Linked DNA regions of Homo sapiens: region 1 is linked to region 2. Evidence: chromatin contacts called from ENCODE Hi-C or POLR2A ChIA-PET data. All regions are on one chromosome and are shown on one strand. The core of a region is the stretch at or near the end of the contact, and the rest is flanking DNA. Distances in the headings are between cores, read along the strand shown.

Evidence for each region. Hi-C counts contacts between places; a loop is a spot of excess contacts on that map. ChIA-PET counts read pairs that join two places held with the same protein, here RNA polymerase II (POLR2A). Pooled maps may share reads with other maps.
Region 1: a pooled map shows a loop between it and region 2 (2.0-fold over the local background). The contact joins two enhancer-like sites. A Hi-C loop is called at or near these places in 4 of 168 maps with a recorded cell type or tissue (K562, astrocyte of the cerebellum, head of caudate nucleus and 1 more) and 4 of 50 pooled maps. POLR2A ChIA-PET finds 5 or more read pairs at or near these places in 1 of 52 experiments (GM12878).

Annotation. Positions count from the first base shown.
Region 1 is chr9:14,514,587-14,517,350 of GRCh38, forward strand. LOC124902120 (a long non-coding RNA gene) reads right to left here. Exons shown (of 2, transcript XR_007061419.1): 2 at 1,651-2,764. It also overlaps a transcript of NFIB not described here. Among named protein-coding and RNA genes, the nearest start is that of TRH-GTG1-6, 82 kb to the left of the region's middle. Within about 2 kb of position 1,410, at least 2 of the 41 ENCODE cell types and tissues checked have a DNase peak (open chromatin) inside an H3K27ac peak, as active enhancers do.
Region 2 is chr9:14,476,641-14,479,340 of GRCh38, forward strand. It overlaps a transcript of NFIB not described here. Among named protein-coding and RNA genes, the nearest start is that of TRH-GTG1-6, 44 kb to the left of the region's middle. Within about 2 kb of position 1,433, at least 2 of the 41 ENCODE cell types and tissues checked have a DNase peak (open chromatin) inside an H3K27ac peak, as active enhancers do.

The DNA of each region.
Region 1 (2,764 bases), core at 160-2,659, 38 kb after region 2:
TAATGGTATGTTAGAGAACTGAAGGAGATGTGGGTCAATATTTAACACCCATATTGCTTGAGAGATGGCTGAATTGATCTAATCTGGTGTGTGCTGAAAGGTCTTTTTCAGCTAAAATATTCTTTTTATTAGCCTCCTTGATTACTTTTTTTAGGACACGAATTCTCAGTTTGGGTTGCTCAGTGAGCAGCCCAAAAGCTGGCTGGGAATTTTTAAAAATATACCAATGCGTGGGTCTTCTCTCAACCAAATGAACCAGAATCACAGTGGATTTGAAAGACTTGGGCATCTTATAAAATGACCTCCAGATGACTCTAGTATGTAGCCATAGTTGAGAACCACTGGGCTAAGATATTATATCTCCTTAAAGTACCCAACAGAAACGGCATACTTAAACCATTGCACAGAATCTTAGCTATTAGCTTTGAGTCATCTGCCAGTTTAGCAGAGAATTGAGACTAAAAGGCTAGGCTCTGGGACAGATACACTTTATTGCACTGCAGCTAGAATTGGGGGCTGGGATGGCGGTTGTTAGAAAAAACTTGGAGATTGGAGACCTAGCCAGAAGGATAGAACTGGACAGGTACAAGCATAAGGGGCATTGGGAAGCTATCGCTAAGGTAGGGACATTGGGGCATAGGGAAGACCCCGTGGGCAGGGAATCAGATGGAGGAAGTGGGTTGCAAAGTGGAGAAGGAAGAAAAAGGGAAGTAATGTCTTAGCCAGGGCCTAAAATGCACAGGATGCTGTGCTAAAACCTTCTGCAGACCTGAGCTCTCCGAGTTCTCACAACAAACCTGTAAAATAGGAGCTCCATGTTAAAGTGGGGAAATTGGGGTTTAGAGCCATTAATCAACTTTTCCACTAACTCGGTAGGCAAGGTGGATTTCAATCCATGAGTGTTCCTCTAGCCAGGTGTTTCTCTAGTGTGGTGCCAGGAACCCTTTGCATCAGAGTCACCTGGGGCCTCACCTCACCTTCCCCAGACCTCCTGAAACTGAATCGTGGGCCCAGGAATGTGAGTTTGTGACAAGTTCTTGGTGTGATCATTCATTATGCCTCTGAACGTCTGAGGCCCAATGTCCTAGAACCCAGCTTTTGTCAAACTTGAATGAGCCTATGCATATCCTCGGGGCCATGCGAAAATGCAGAGGCTGACTCAGTGGGTTGGGGGTGGGGCCTGAGTTTCTGCATTTCCCACAAGCCTCTAGACGATGCCAAAGCTTTGGCCACCCAGAACACATTTTAAGTAACAAGTTCCTCTACCATGCTGCCCGACCTCATTCAGGCTAAGGCCAAAGCCTGAATCCCAAACAGTCAGGATTCTGCGAGCAGCTAGACTAGCCTGGACATTCAAAGGCTGTGACTGCTAATGGCTGCTCAGCTGGCTTCCCTCCAGGGGAGCGGCTCCGCTTGCTCATCTGTCAGAGGGAGAAGCCAAAGCCATTGGCGAGCACCTGCTCCGAGCCCTCAGGAAGCCAGCGCTGAATTTAGCCCCACAGCAGCCGAGCTGCCCAGAGACAGGATTTGCAGACAATTGCCTCGAACCACAGTCAGGCGCAGGCCCCAGCACACGGCCTGTAACCAATTCCACAAATGCCAAATGACTGGCCCTGGAAATTGCAAAGAAAATAGCTAGCCACCAGGAGGTGGGGGTTGAATCTTTTTATTATTATTATTTAAATCAGTACAACATTTGGGATCTATTACCAGTGATTTAAGGTTTGCCCAGTGTGTGGGCTTTATGGGATTTCCCCTTTATTTGGGAGTATTTCAGATTCAGGAGTTTAATTCTGTTACCTTCTTTCCTTGATCACAAAAACAAAGGCACTGACCGATAACTTGTTACTCCATAAGGAACGAAATTGTGTTTCTCTGTTATCTCAAAAAAAAGGCTTGGTTCTTTCTGAAAAATTAATCACCCTATCTTTTACACATTTAAGCTCCTTGGCATTGCATGGGAAATTATCTGTTCCACACTTGAATCAAGCAAAAGCAAGTCCATATGCCCGGTCCTTAATCTCTCTTAGTTTTCTTCCAATTAGATGCAATCTTTTTCCAATACTCTAATTAATACTTCCACATTAAATATTAGGCCTTGTAAGAGAAAAATCATCTGTAATATAGTCGTATCAAGCCAAACAGGATTTTCAAGCTCTTGCCCTTAATCCTTCTTTCAATTTTCTGCCATTTAGAAACAATTTTTCCCCAACACTCTAATGAATGCAAATAATATTCGTGATTAGTTAGTATTATGCTAATCTGAGCCTGGAATTTACCTAAATCTGCATGGTGTTGTCTGAGCACCAGATTGCTTTGGGTTTCTGAGGAAAATTACATTAGCCTGCCAGATGCACAAAACATGATAGAGTAGAAATCTGAGCAAATAATCAAGATTACATTAGTTTTGTTTCTTAATGAACAACTGTTGGCATTAGGGATTACAGACAAATTATGGGTTTCCTCTCTGAGCTCAAGCAGCTAAGCAGCTGTTGTGAAGGTCCCCTTTTTCTGACTACCCCTAAATAGATTGGGAGCCACTAGGGCAGGAGGAAAGCATCTAAAATTTCACATAATTTAATTTGTTCCATTACAAAGTAATCATCACTCCAAGGCCCACAGCTAACCTCCAAATTTCCCCCCACCAACCTCTCTCTGGAATGCAGGAGCAATTCAAGTGAGTATCTGGGGCAGAAACTCAATGTGTTTGTCTTCTCTCCTGACTTGCAGGGATGTGGGTTACATGCCTCCAAGGCGTACCTGC
Region 2 (2,700 bases), core at 183-2,682:
TTAACATTACAAGGGAATTTAGTCATCTGTACAAACATTGAGAAGTTAAGCTTTCAAATAAAAAAACCAACAACCAACCAAAAGACAGCAAGAAAACCCGGTAATCTCTGAGACTAAAACCCTGGGGTGAGATAGGTGCCCACAATCTCTTCAATTGTTGAAAGACCAGGACCATTTCTCAGACTTAAACCTGGAATGTTCTTAGAAGAAATGAAAATGTTTCACATTCAGAATGATAGGAAGAATAAATATTTGTTAAAAATAGCATGTTTCATGGATTATAGCTCATAATGTTTGAGCTGATAAAGACTAAAGCTACTTCTTATTATATAAAGAATTTGAATCTCTTAGTACTTTAAATAAATACCAGAATATATATGATTTCTTTGCTTCTAGGAATACTTGTAATTGTTAAGTGCTCATCTTGAGTTCAATGAAAAGGCAGAGGATGTTTAAAATTTCTTAAAATAATAGCATCTAGCTGCAACCAGTTCCCCATATGACATTCCATTCTGCCTGAGGCAGTGTGTAGGGGATAGCATTCCATAAAGGTGTGGCATTAGGAGAAGTGACTGCTTACCAAGTATGGGACAGCATTTTCTTTCTTTGATTACAAAATAACATATGCCTATGATTAAAAAAAGAAAATAATAAAGTAGTATATATAAAGTGAAAATTAAAAGTCCCCCTCTGAAGTGACGGTAGGTATTCCAAATCTTTTTCTGGGTATATATAAGTGAATGTATATCTAAATAACAAAATGTCACCTATTCAGATTTCTCAATATCAGAACCATCCAAATAATGAGATTGGCCTAAAAGGATTTTTTTGAAATGCTTATCCATTTAAACTATCATGCCGAGTAATAATTGAGGAGTAATTCCTCATGGTATGTGGCATATGGTGGGATGTGCTGGTTGGTTGCCATGGAGATTCATTTGGTGGTATATTGCGAAGTGAGGTTGGTGGCTGTTCTGGTAATGCATGAGTTGGGCTGGTTCAGAGTTATTTCTATGTTGTAAAAGCAATAAAGTTTAAAGTACTGAAATGAAAGTATACAAATACATTACACATCCCATTCTTACTTCATAATCCATATAATGGAAAGTGGAGAACGTATTCAGAAGATGTATAGATTGGATTAAGGTTTTGTTTTGTTGTTATCATTGGGTTCTTTTGTAGGTAGAATATCTAGATTCGTTAATCTAGCCACATTGCAAGCATTTTGGCAAAAAATAGTTCTTCTACTGTATTTGTAATCCTGATGTTGGCTGATGTCTTCCAGACCCATAAGATCTAGATGAACAGCTTGAACCACCCCACCCCCCATTCTATGCCCTGAGGAAATCTAAGGTTCTCCTCAAGATTTCTACATATTTTCAAAGATTTGATGTGCTTCCAAAGCCAAGAAAGGCTCCCTATTCTCTGGCTGCTGTCTCTGTTCTGCATTGTTGACTTATATGGTCAACTTGGCCCCTTCCTGGATTTAGGCATGCACACACACCTACATATTCACACAAAGCATTAGTGACTTTAGTGACGATTTGAGGATTATTGGCCAGACTTCCTACTAGGAAGCACACAGCAAGCTATTTAAAATCACTCATTAACGACTTCACTTCTTAAGTCTTTTCCTCCATCTTGCTTCAGGGAGAGCTACACTTGCTTTTGCCTCAGATGCTGCTAGCCCCTCACCTTCTCTCTCTCTCCTCTCCTTATCTTTTCTGCTGTCATCTCCTTCCTTCAAACATACAGAACAGGTTAGACTTCTTTACTTCCTTCTGCAATAGCTGCATCTCCAAACATATTAAAGTACTGAGTAGAACACCATTTAACAGAGTCTACCCTAAAGAGATCTTGTATAAAAATGGGAAAAATTTATTACATTTATATAGAAATCACTTGGGTATTGTTATATTTTACAAAATGGGACAATATAATACATATTATTACGCAATTTGCTTTTTCAATCTCTCATCAGCATATCATGAATAACATTTCAGGGAACTTAAATCAACCTTACTCTTTTTAATGGCTGAGTATTACTCCATAGTGTATTATATTTAGGAATCCCCTCTATCAGTATATATTTAGCATTTCTCTACAATTTTTCACTCTTATAATGATGTAATGAATATCCTTGCACATGCATATTTTCACATTGCTATGAGTGATTGCTGCAGGAAAAGCCCTAGAAGTGGAATTATGGTCAAGACATAAGCATATTTAAAATTTTGATAGACTCTCTCAAATTGCTCACAAAATAGCATGTGTATTCATTCCCATCACCAGGGTGCACACTCACAAAGGATATTTGTAAAGCCTTTTAGAACAACTTTAAACAGTTGCTGGCATATTACATCATCCTTGCAGATGTTAAATAGTTGGGATTAGACCAAGAAATTATTTGTAAACACTGCCACCTAAACCCACTGCAAATCTACATGACAGGGAAAAAATATTGGAAATAAAACTAAATAGAGATCCCAGGTCCCTCACCCAGTGAATAAAAGAGAATCTAAGTCTAGTTAGAATTTTAGTAGGAAGCTAATCTTACAGACAATCACTGAGGAAAGGCACAGAAAAGCACCCTTGTGGGGGATTGCAGGGGGCTCTGGGAGTGCATGTAGATACCAGCAAGTAGCAGTGACATCATCTTCTTCTTTATATGGGAAACACCCTCATGGTACTGAAACCCAT